2 separate regions of the Homo sapiens genome follow, and region 2 is linked to region 1. A link is a contact called in ENCODE Hi-C or POLR2A ChIA-PET data. All regions are on one chromosome and are shown on one strand. The core of a region is the stretch at or near the end of the contact, and the rest is flanking DNA. Distances in the headings are between cores, read along the strand shown. Region 1 overlaps AOPEP (aminopeptidase O (putative)). Region 2 overlaps FANCC (FA complementation group C).

Region 1 (6,415 bases), core at 1,136-3,635:
AAAAACCCTTGCAAAGAATCAATCAACAGCTGCCAGGGGAAGAAAACGTGGTGATCTGAGACTTCTCCCTTCTCTACAAAGGGACGGTTGCCCGTCTGGGTGCCAGGTGTTCTGATAGCTTCAGCCATGGAGAATTCTGCTCAAGAACAGCAGCTGCTAAGCCAATCAGGTTCTCATTAGCCAGTCGGGAGATGGTATAGGTATCTACGGTCCCAAGAAAAAAAAAAAAAAATTTGATCTCTTCCCATAACCCGTCTGCCTAGAATGATGGACCTGACTTAATCTTGCCATTTCTTAGTGACTCACTTGCTCCTGGCACCCAAGCTCACTAAGAACGGGGCTAAGGAAAGCCATTTTAAGACCTCACTGACCTGCCACCATCCTGGCCTTCATTCTACTCCTCCAACCCATGAGAGTGGTTCCCACCTTGAGGCCTGTGGACCGGAGTGCTTTTCCACCAGATGGTCACAAAGCTGATTCCTTTTTATTCTTCAGTCTTAGCCCAAATGTCACCCTTTAAGGAAGCTTTTCCCTCTCACCCTAACGATGCTATTGATTCTCCCACTGTGACACTTACTTGATTTTATTTTCTTCATAGCATACATCTTAATTACTTGTTTCACGTACACTAATTTTCTCCCCTGACTAGAATGTCCATTTCATAAGGACAGAGGCCTCCTCTATCTCGTTCACCCTTGTAGGCTTTGCATCGTAAGTACTATCTGGCACACAGTATACGCTTGATAAATATTTATTGCAAGAATAAATAAACAATAACCAAATTATCAAGATTATCTGGTATAGAACAGGTGGGGAAAAGCTCAAACAATCTGTCACCTGTCATCGGCCACACTATAGTCATTTTTTTCCCCTCAATTTTCCCAGTGGGATGAAGGGTGAAGATGCATGTGAACAGCTGAGCCATGAAGCAGAACTACACAGCACATGGTTTTTTAACTTCAGTGCTCTTCACAGAAAACCACTCTGAAATAAGTTGCAAGAGATTCTTGAAATTCAAATACAAGGAAAAAAAAGAACATATATGGACGACAGCTAGGTAGTTCTGCCAACCTAACTATGCCATGACATGTAATTGTGAACTGCTGAGAGACAAATGCAAAGCAAAGCATTTCCTATACACACATACAAAGGTAAGATTAAGGTGTTAATTTTTAAGCAACTGTCATATGCCTGGTTCTAGAATATGATTCCATTAACGTTACTGCTGTTATAACAGAGAGTGTAAGTGTGATGATGAGCTCCTTTCATTATTTCTCAAAATTAAGAAACTAGGCTTGCCAGTCAATCCCCAGCAGAGACTCTGAGAACATACGAGGACACAATGAAAACAGTAGAATATTAATTAAACCAACAGGAAGAGAGCTGTGTGTACTTCAGAGATGCATTTTAAATGCATGCATATCTTCATACAGACATCATAGTAGTCAAGTCAAGAAATGTATACTTTACGGTTCCTGATATGGCAGATTCAGTCTTCATGGAAGGCAAAAACACAATGAAACAAAAACTGAAAGCCCACACACACCCACTGAGGAAAGCATCTGAAAGGCAAACTAGTGATTTTTCTCAGCAAAGAATTAAAGTCCCTCTCCCCTGGAACAGTGATTTGGAAAAGGACCAGGGTAGGGGAGGGGGTCAGTTAGTAATGGCTCCTGTTATATTAAAAGGTGACAAAAATCATGAAGAGCAGTATTGATAAATGTTCTAGTTACTGCCATGTTTGAAAAGCATTCGAAATTCTAAAATATTATTTGTGTATTATTTACCTTCTTATAAACTGATTTGTCATTATCATACATTCAAGTTTTATAAATGTGTTTTTCCTCACTTCACTGAAATATCAGAATCCAGCTCAAAAACAGAATCAAAGAGGAGACTTTTAAGCTTATTCAATAAAAACTATGATACGTAATATTCAAAATAGTGAAATCATTATATTATCTAAAATTCTCAGAAACTGCTTAACATGATTAATAATTTACCCATTTTAGTTCATGAGGGAATGTTTAATATCATTTGCCAAAAAAGAATACTGAAATGGTATAAAATGGTATTCATTATAATTAAGACCTAATCACTAAAGAAGTCCAGAGGTATGGAATTTACGATCTTGCATACATGTTTATAAAATATGGACTCGGGAAAGAGCCATTTAATTTACCAAGAAGTCCTTTGATCTCTCAGCATATTATAACTAAGAAGACAATGGCAGGTTTCAGTATGGAGGTCTTTTTGGATGACTCCTCCTAGCCTTGAGGTTTCTCTATTCCTGTTTAGGGTATGAAGTTGACTTACAAAACCATCGTTTTTGTTCTAGCTTTGCTTTATAAAACCTCAAGCAAAGTCTCGACCATAAATAAAGCAGCAGGGCCCCAGTAGCCAGCTGAGTCATAAACCCCACTCAGCTGCATGTAGCCCAAGGTGTTGGGATCCCGACAGAGTCAAGCCAAGCAAGCAGAATCAATTGAAGCCAGAGTTTGGAAAAACAGAGCACCTCCCTTCCCCACCCCACCTGGCAGTGGAAGAGACCACAATCCCCCTTCCACAGCTCTCATCCAGGGAATGGTAATAAGTCCAGAAAAACATCTAGACCTGGGCAGACTTTACTTCCACAGTCTAAAAGGAAGGGAAAAAAATGGTATTTGACAACCAACCACAAATTTTGAATATACGGTTCTCCTGCTTTTAAGCATAAAAGCAGTCTTGTTGTTGCTAAGTTATGATCACCACCATATTTTTCAAAATTTGTGCCCAGGACCATTTGGTCTTATGGTACTCAGGCTTGCCACTCTAAAAATACAGAGTTAAGCATGTTTAAATCACTTCAAATATCGCAAAAAGCAGCAAACACACAGCCTACCTGCTTGGGCATGCAAACTTGAAAAGAGAAGCTTTAGAGAATTGCCTGCAGGTCAACTCATTCTGTATTTGGCAGACTGATGTCAGGAAGGAGCTATAGAAAACAGAATCCTGTGCATGAAAAATACTCTGCCTTTGGTTCCCTCAGGCCAGAACTTGGAACTGCTAGCAAACATGCCTTAAAAAACTGCAATTCTCATGAAGTGCTAAAAACTCCCAAGTAAATAGGGCCCCTCAAACCCATGTACAAATAAGAAACATTTAATGAACAACTCTTTTTTCACCAACACCTCTACTACTTAAATTAAGGCCAGCAGACTCTTCAAAGGGACAAAAGAAGCCCCCCCCTCCATTAAGAAAAATTCTATATATAGACATCCAAGACAATTATATGATGCACGTAACCAAATATATATAATTATCCTAGTTCCTGCATTCCCATTATCTTCATAAACATAGGATAAAAATCAGTCTAAATGACTTTCTCAGACCTCCTCAAGGATTAAGGCAAGCCAGCCAGTCTTTAAAGTACATACATGTAGTAAAGATCAAAAGCAAATGTTCTGGTCAGTTCTTTTCTGCTCATGGTTTTACTAAGAATGTGTGCAGTTTTCAGGGAAAACACCACAAATGACAGCTGCTCAAAAGCATGGGAATTAATTGGCAGCAGGAATTTCCTTGACTAATAGGGAAAAACTTGAAGTCACATGTTTTGATGAGCTTATTTTTCCCATCCTTAGTCAAGCATATTCACTGCTAATGATTAAGATTTTAAAATGGAAATATAACCAAGTACATTCTCTATCTTTTCTCAGTGGAACACAGATACCCATTAATGACTGAACAATGGCATTAATTAATAGATTTTAGCTTAAATAAATACAGGGAACCAAACCAGGACACAACAGCAAAAGTGCATTTGTTAAAAAATAGTAGCACGTGACTCCTCCTCCAACCCCCACAGTAAGCCATCTGCTTTGAGCTGTTTTTCTAGCAGTAGGGATAGATTTACACTGATCCATCCACAGTCTATCTGACTCAGGGTCTCTCAAGTCATTGCCCTTGTGACCAGTGGTGAGAATGGACAAGACAGCTGGTCAGGATTAGGTGAGTAGCCTGTGGCCTTGGGACCAAGTCATGTTACTGTGCCCAGAGCCTGATGCTATAACCTTTGGCTCATTAGCATTATGCTGTCATCATCCAAGCTAACAGCCACTGATCAGCCATGATCCAACAGTCACCACTCAGGGGGCACTATGTATTCTCAATCCCAGCAACAATGTGAGCCTTTTCTTTTCAACACAGTCTGAACTGAGCCCATGACACTCAAAGGCTCGTGCATGAGGGAGTCTGCATTAAAATTGTCCCTCAAGGCAGCAATGAGATGTCCAAGCATGAGCAACCATAGCCCCTCCATTCTAATCAAATGACTGCTCTGACAGAGCTCAAGGAAAGCAAGACATAGTCAAAGAATTTCCAAAATGTATGTACCCCAAGTGCCACAATGGAACAACATACCTGGCCATCCCCAGACTTGGAAAGTTGGCAGGGACGATGAGAACATCCAGCCGAGAGAACGGGTGTGCTCCCAGAACAGAATGTGCTGCTGAGAGGCAAGGAGGGATCAGCCGCAGAAGGGTCTCTTGGCAGGCACCCGTGAGGCACACAGGGGCAAAGACCCGATGAGGAATGATCTCCTGGGTGGTGGCAGAAGCATTCTGGAAGCGGCAGGGGTATTCCATGTGACTGCAAACACCAACATGCCTGGGAATAACACAAAATAAATGGTAAAACATGTTTATTATTCTTGCTGTGGAGGTGAGGCAATCTTGCAGATGTAGACAACTTTTAGGAGACAGAGGTTCAGACAGACTCACAAGCAAAGACTGCTCATTTCAATTCTTGGCTTGACTGGCTCTGTGCAGCAGTGAAAATTTACAGGACAAAAACGTATTCATGTGTTTGAATCAATAGACTAGCTTCAATCTAAGATAAGAGAAAGCAGTAAAATCTTGTTTTAGAATAAACTTTGTTGTGGGGGGACCTCTAAAGACTCCAAACAATAAAACTTCTCACCAAAATACAAACAATTCCTGCCCTCGGTTAGATGTTTTCAAGTATCACCATATGAACAATCTCCAAATTAGAGACAATTCATAACTCAGAAAGGAAGGAGCAGTACACACAAATTAAAGATCCAATTCTGGGATTACCTAGAATAAAAGACTTGGACTGAGGGAGAACCATGAACCAAATGAAAGTTACAGGCTCAAACTCCTCGAAAGAACACAAACCATTTTACTGAATAGTAATCTAAATGTTCTTTACACAGCCCATCAAAAGCTGTTATTAAGGAATACAGAGGCACTTTTGATACAGTATTTTTCCCAACCCACTTTCAGAACAAATTTAACTGAGCCAGCCTTTTAAGGAAACAGATCAGACCCCAGCCTGCTTCATCCGACCACTGCCAGTTATTCCATCAAAGGCGGAACTGAAAGAGAATTCCTAGAACCTGACTCACAGGACTCAAGAGAACTTATCTACTCAAACCTACATCCAACAGTACTCCATTTTTTCACCTGCTAACATGTCTTTTATTCAAACACAATGAAAAACCCCTCTAATCATTATTTATTTCATTATTTTTTTTTTTTTTGAGATGGAATCTAGCTCTGTCTTCCAAGCTAGAGGGCAGTGGCATGATTTAAGCTCACTGCAACTTCCACCTCCCAGGTTCAAGTGATTCTCTTGACTCAGCCTCCTGAGTAGCTGGGATTACACGTGTGTGCCACCACGCCTGGCTAATTTTGTATTTTTAGTAGAGACGGGGTTTTACCATGTTGGCCAGGCTGGTCTCAAACTCCTGACCTCAAGTGATCCACCCGCCTCAGCCTCCAAAACAGCTAGGAGTACAGGCTTGAACCACCGCAACCGGCCTATTATTATTTAAGACAGGATTTCACTCTGTTGCCCAGGCTGGACTGCAGTGGCAGGGTCATAGCTCACTGTAGCCTCCAAGTCCTGGGCTCAAGCAATCCTCCTACCTCAGCCTCCTGAGTAGCTAGGACTACAGGCATGTTGCCATGCCACATCCAGCCTTTTTTTTTTTTTTTTAAGAGATGGGGTCTGGAGATGGGGTCTCACTTTGTAACCCAGAGTGGTCTCAAACTTCTGGCTTCAAATGATCCTCCTGCCTCAGCCTCCCAAAGGGCTGGAATCATAGGCATGAGCCACTGCACCCAGCCAATTATAACTACAGGTGCTCACTTGATTCACAGTGAATAATGAAAAATCTTAAGATGCTGGCATGTCCCAATATGGGCAGAATGCAACAATAATTCCTCTCCAAATGTAAGAAGTACCTTTCACTTACCCAAGGCCAGCGCTCAGGAGACCAATATGGCTAGGTACAGATAAGCCTCACCTTCTAGCAGCATGGTTCATAGAACACAGCTTCCAGCACTGAAGGCATTTCACCACAACGGAGAGTAAGAAAATGGATGGAGGCCCATAAAAACTTGTCAGAATAAGA
Region 2 (6,415 bases), core at 1,553-4,052, 330 kb before region 1:
CCTAGAGGCCTTCAACTTGTTTAGTTCAGTTGGGACTTCTGTGTTCTTTCTTTCTCTTTCTAGTTGGAGACTGTCTAAGGGAATCCTAATGGAATCAGTTGCCTTCCTCCGCGATCCCGTTTCTCCCCTTGTTTCATGGCCCCTTTCACCCTTCCCCTTGGCCTCCCAGGGCGATGTGCATAGGGTTGCAGGTGCTGACAGCCACGCTGCTCTCACCTGTACCTCAGGCTGCACACACGGATCCCACCTGACTTGAAAGTTTACCACGATAGAAGAGAAAGGAAGACGTGTATATTAAGACTGAGAGAGCCCAAACAGATTTCTTAAGGATAATTACTACCTAACCTTACCATCCGGAAGAGTCATATATTAAGGCAAGAAATAGGAATGCACCTTATTTTAAAATGGTTGCAGTACAATTCAAAATAAATCATGACTTTCAGAAGCCCTCTGACAGCCCATTCCTGGTGATTCAAGGTCATAAATTACCTTTATTGTCTGCTAAATCTATTACTAACTTACATGTGCATACTAGGATTTCAGTTTCTCTGGTCCCTTTTCAGTGGCAAAATGATAGTAACTGGGCTATATGCTTGCTTCCAGGGTGCTTATGACATTTTCCTTAAGTCTTCTCCCTATTGAAAAATTCTAGTCCCATTGCCTTTTTTCCAGCCTTTCCTTAATCCTTGGATTCTTCCCTGAACCTTCTCCATGTCCTTTTTGCCTGTGGCCCTCATGCCTGAGCAGCACTGTGGTGAGCACAGCAGATGCAAGACAGAGAACGCAGGCCGTCCCATTGCACATAACTGTATAATGCTCAGTCTCCAGTTTGTAGTTTACAGTAATCTCCCACGAGTCACACAGCTTTGAAGTCAGTTGACTTACAAAAGCTTTTATCGGGATCATGTGTGCAGAAATTCAGAGCTTCCATTATGGCTAAAGGGGGATTCTAGAGGGTGTTATTTGGTTTAATTTATTGTGGCATTGGCAGGATGTGACCTCTCTGTGCCTCATGGTTCAAGGACGTAATTACAATACAGACGATGGCTGGAAGCCCCTGATTGGTGTGGGCTGTTCTCCTCAGCATCCTGGGCCTGCAGTGCCAGAAAGCCAGGCAGGCCGCAATAGGCCTGTGACGTGGCTAAGTGATTGCAGGGGTAACCTGAAGAGCCTGCTTCCTAATTGCATCATCTGATTCATTTATCGCAGTGCAGTATCTTGGTGCAGTGACAGGACTGTACAGAAGTATCAGAGAGATCTCTAAGACTCAGATAGCACGAGACTGCTGCGCTGTGCTCCAGAGGAAACCTGATGCCTATTACATTAGAGTTGGATTCTGAGAGTAATTAAAGTGTGATGGTCTACATAACTTGTGTTTTATATAGAGCACTGTTAATTATATTTCTCTCTCTTGGGACTATGCAGAATGAGTCCTGGAAATTCTATAGTTACCAAAATGTAACAAAAACAAAAGATAAAAGTGTGGTACAGGTTGTACAAAGTGAAATGACCTTCCCAAATGTTCTTTGGCCTCTTGGACTCGCAGGTCTGATATTTTCCATTAAGACCATGAATAATGAGGGATTAGTCTCTTATTACCTGAGTTCCAAATGACTATGTATGTATTTAACATCTAAAATAAAAGAAAAGTTTTCAAAACCCGTTCACTTTTGAGGCTTCCCCTTTGGCTTCCGTGCGGTGGACTGGACTGCTGTCGAGTCATGCTGTCTGCCACGGTTGGTAGCTCCTACATCAAGTGAGGTATTAGCCCTAGATTGTCATTTACTGTACAGACTGAAACTTTTCAAAAGCAGATGGTCTTGTGTTTTCCTTGACAGCATGGGCACGGGAAGACCATAATCCATAGCTTCAGACCTGACCTTAAAAACCGATGTCACCGACAGCAGTGAAAGCCACTTGTTAATTATGCAGCCTTCTTGGCATTGTTCGGTTTCCCAAGGCTGGCCCCAAATTAGAAGGATGTTATGTTTTCCAGTTACAATTTTGTTTGTGGAGCCCAGAAAGCTATTCTTTGGATTCCACATTGGAATGAAAAGTGTCTGCAGGGTGTCAGGGTGGCACTGTGCTTGGCTGGCAAGCTGCATGCCAGGGCCGGAAGGTACCCGATTCTCATGCCCTCCCATTTGCTGGCAGAGCCCGCCCGCAGCTGGGTCCAGAGGAGCTAGCCTCACCTTCCCAGGCAGACTTGTCCCCAAAAGAAAGGAGCAGAGGAGGCGCCCAGGAGGCAGAGTTGTTTCTGCTAAGATTTGATATCAGAATATGCTTCATTTTCTCTCCTACCTAAAAATCTTTATGGCTTAATTCAAAAGATTACTTTATCTAATAAGAACTTAAGAATAAAAAGCATCTAGATACCTCAGTATCCTCCTCAATATGGGATAGGTTGTGTTTTTTTCCCTCATTCTCCAGGTAGCAATTGTAGCACTTCAGAAAGAAAAAGAAACTTCCTTTACACAGACTCCCAGTATGCAGCTCCTCCTTGGTAAAATATTGTGCTGAAGAGTTCACTCTACATCCTGGGTGATATTGTCAGTTTGCTGTGCTTAAGTAGCTTTTCACTAACATGCCAGGGTTTTCTTTTCCTGCTTTTTCAGTCTTTTCGGCACTTCCTTTTGAGCTCTTTAATGTGGTGCATGTAATTGAACAAGAGCTGAAGTAGATAATTTAGCAGTAGTCCAGTAGTGCTGGCTGATGTGTATGGCTAAAAGCTGGGAGGTTCTGCATCTTGGACTGGAGTTGCACTTTCCAGAATTAGCCTCAGGGGGGCACCAGATCCTCCAGCATAGTCTCTGTGAAGAAAGAGGCCCACGTTGCGAGTTTCCTTGCAATGGAATTGCAGTTGGGGATGCAGACCTTGTGGCCAGAGATGAAGGGAGAGAGGGAAAAACCCAAAAACAAAGCAGGGGTGGACGTAGGGGTCATTGCCACTCAGGCTGAGCTGTGAAGCAGCAGGGGGCTGAGGAGCTTTCTTCCAGCTTGGGCTACCCGGGCTAATTGGATAGAGGCCACTGGGCAAGGCTAGAAGGACTTCAGGCAGGGGAGGGGGTGCTGGGGATCCTCTGTGTCCAAACACAGAGAAGAGCACATGTAAATTTAAGACGCAAAAGTACATTTGGTACTTGTTAAGTTCTTAAGCCCAGGAATGACAGATTTATCACTAATTAAACAATAATTGCATTATGGAGTACTGAAAAAATTGTTTGTGTATAAACAACATCTGGTAAAGATTAAAAAGAAAGAATAATTTTTCCGAGCTCAAATTTGTTAAAAGGAACCTGAATGTTTTAAAACAAAATAGATCTGAAAATGTAAAAGGGATATTTAGAGTCTTATGTTTAGTATTTTGAAAATAGAAAAGAAGCAAATGGCATAATAAAAAATACATATTTATAAAGGTGCCTCATTGTACATGATAGATGTGAAGGTTTTGTATAAATAGGTTTTTCTCAAGCCAAATCATTTTTCACTTCAATAGAGGAGTTCACTGGTGAAATGACTCTTATGGAGAATCTTCTTTTTAAGAAGAAAGGTATTTTGTAGTGAATATGCACATATTAACAACAAGGGCTTCCCACTGTGGAGAGAACAGTGGCTCGGAAACAGCTACACGGTGGGACGGGATTGTCCGGCTGCTGGGTAAACTGGAGGGGAAGCTGCCCATCAGCTGATTCTTTAAATGACCCATTTCCTAAGTAAATATTTAAGCTACATGCAAGTACATGAAAATACCAGGAAAGAATCTATTCCAGGCTTAATGAACTTCAGCTTCTCTGTCATCTGCTATTTCCTTCTTTATTTTTAAGGCGAATATATCTATGAAAGGTGATAGATGGAAAGCACTTGATAATTTTTTCTGTTCCTTCACTGCCTTTTTATTTTTTCTAAAAGGGATTTGCTTTTGTCTGTGAGTTACCTTAAATCATAGTATAATTTCCCTTTTTGGTTTGTTTTCTGTCCCTCTCCTTTTCCCTATTCTCTCTCTCTCTCTCTCTCTCTCACACACACACACACACAGAATCAGCAAATGACAGAAAGAAATGCTTCTTCCTGAGAATTCTGTTCTTCTTGTTCTCAGGCCTCTTTCAAGTGGCAAGTGGCTTGTAATAATCATTGGTGAGTTGGTATGAAAATAACAGCTTAAGTAAACATCAAGGACCGGGCACAAGAGCCTGTGTAATTTGCACAGTTCATGGTGCAGAGTGACAAGTTGGCCTCTCCCTTGCCTCTCTTCCAAAACAGGCACTGAGACCATGGTTATTGTGTGTTGATTCCATGTTGACTTTGTCTTCCCTTGTGTTTTGAGGGATGAAGATGGGCTTTCTTTCTAGGTGGAGGGGAGATAAACAATGCAATTCTGGGTAGCCATGAGGGGAGATCAGAGGGAAAGCTCTTGTTAGCCCAAGGGGATGCACACCCAGCAGAACAATCGGGTCTATACAAGAGGGAGGGCAGAACCCAGAGCTCTCCATCTTCGCTCCCTAGTCATCCTGGGCATTCAGTGAAAAGCCTGAGGGGGGAGATAAGGAGGGAAGGACAAGACTCATGTTATTGAAGACCTCCTGCTGACATAGCTCCCCTCGAGTTGAAATGATCTGCCTGTGGAAATTGTTAGGCCAGATGGAGAAGAGAGAGCTTGAGAAGGAACAGATTTTGGTAGGATGGAGAAAAACAAACAGATGGAAACCACAAAAGGTTTATTTTATTTCCCCGCTTTTATAGAAAAGATAATGGCCGCAGTCATGGGGCTTCAGAGCCCTGGCTTGCAGCGTGACCTCTGGTGTGTTACCGGAGTGCCCCACCTTACAAATAAAACAGGATCAGAGGTTAGATGCCTGCGTCATCACTCATGAAGATGCTACAGAGATTTAGGGGGGAAGATACGGCTTCCAAAGAAGCGTGTATTAAAACCTTAATTCTATTTGGAAGATTATCTTGATAAGAAAAGCAGCTTAAGATTGCTTTTGTGATTTGATGTCGCTGGGACATATGCCTGACCTGTAGTACTCTAGTCCTCATGAGGGGACTCACTGACCCTGAAATTATGTGCTCAAAAAGTATAAAGAGTGTCATTTTAAAAGCCATCGGTGAGGGGTGCAGATGAGAAGGAGCAGTTCACAGCTGTAGGGGTAGCAAGGGAGACTGGTTTTCTTTTTTTTCAGTGAGGTCAGGAGATCGAGACCATCCTGGCCAACACGGTGAAACCCCATCTCTACTAAAAATACAAAAATTAGCCAGGTGTGGTGGCACGTGCCTGTAATCCCAGCTACTCAGGAGGCTAAGGCAGGAGAATCTTTTGAACCCAGGAGTTGGAGGTTGCAGTGAGCCAAGATCACCACTGCACTCCAGCCTGGCAACAGAATGAGACCCTGTCTCAAAAAAAAAAAAAAGGAGACTGGTTTTCAAATCAAAATCTCTGCCGTTGCTGTTTCTGCAGGTTCCCCTGCCTCCTGGCCTCTTACCTGTTTTAAAAGCTAAAATGGGTTGTGGAAGCAGGCTGAGAGTAGCCAAGGGTCTGAAATATTTGGAAAGAAAGAAATCTAAGAGGAGAGTCCATCTGTATGGGGAAGAACAAGCAGATTCCACACAGCCAGCAGGCATTTAAAACATTGGATTGAGCGATTTTGCTAGAAAACAGCGCACAGAAGAGGAGCAGATCTAAGCTCTCACTCTCTTCTAACAAACTGAGTAAGAGCTGTCTTCCTTGCTCCCCCAGTGGTTTTCATAGTAGCCCTAATCTACATCTGATCATCATTTTCTTTGCTGTTTGGAAATCCCTATAATTAGTATTGAATGATTCTCTACTAGCATCAAACCTATAGAATGGCTCTGGGATAGTTTGACCATTTAGAAAAAAGAAATTTAATTTTACCATTTTCAAGTTTCATCTTACTTTCTATCAACGCATTTCCAAGCTCTTATCTGTCTGCCTGTGGGCACATAACAGTGCTATTTGATCTTAAACACTCTTATTCAATAGGCATGTTGTTGTACAAACTTTGAAAATTGCTCTGGCAAACTTAGATGAATCACATTTCTTCAAGACATACGGTTGCTTTTCCCTTGTTTTATTTTTTCATTATGAATACATAGAAACTTTTATATTTTCCGTGCTTATATCCGGTGACCTCTTAATAACTTTTATTATTTACAGTGAGACTGGGCATCAGGAGATTAACTGACATGCCTAAGTTCGAAGCCACGAAATAACCTGCCTCTCCTCTCTTGAACGGTGGTCCTGCCAAATTATTTTCTTGCATAGATAATGAATTTATCTGTAAGAATATCAAGTTGGTTCCTTTTAGATAAAAATGCACATCAGTGAAGGATGAGGGAGCATAGATTATTTAAAGAGTAGGACATTTTAACTTGCAAATTAGAAATCTTGAAATAATTA

The links. Hi-C counts contacts between places; a loop is a spot of excess contacts on that map. ChIA-PET counts read pairs that join two places held with the same protein, here RNA polymerase II (POLR2A). Pooled maps may share reads with other maps.
Region 2: a loop to region 1 is called in a pooled map, with 2.2 times the contacts of the local background. The contact joins two enhancer-like sites. A Hi-C loop is called at or near these places in 1 of 168 maps with a recorded cell type or tissue (right cardiac atrium) and 2 of 50 pooled maps. POLR2A ChIA-PET finds 5 or more read pairs at or near these places in 4 of 52 experiments (K562, WTC11, activated CD4-positive, alpha-beta T cell and 1 more).

The regions. Positions count from the first base shown.
Region 1 is chr9:94,798,986-94,805,400 of GRCh38, reverse strand. It overlaps AOPEP (aminopeptidase O (putative)), which reads right to left. Exons shown (of 17, transcript NM_001193329.3): 5 at 4,399-4,644. LOC124902220 (a long non-coding RNA gene) reads right to left here and starts at 5,087. Exons shown (of 2, transcript XR_007061676.1): 1 at 4,957-5,087; 2 at 4,645-4,866. Within about 2 kb of position 2,385, at least 2 of the 41 ENCODE cell types and tissues checked have a DNase peak (open chromatin) inside an H3K27ac peak, as active enhancers do.
Region 2 is chr9:95,127,903-95,134,317 of GRCh38, reverse strand. All of the region lies in intron 8 of FANCC (FA complementation group C), which reads left to right. It also overlaps a transcript of AOPEP not described here. Among named protein-coding and RNA genes, the nearest start is that of MIR3074, 45 kb to the right of the region's middle. RefSeq lists an enhancer at 1,635-2,137 and silencers at 2,657-2,951, 4,097-4,391. Within about 2 kb of position 2,802, at least 7 of the 41 ENCODE cell types and tissues checked have a DNase peak (open chromatin) inside an H3K27ac peak, as active enhancers do.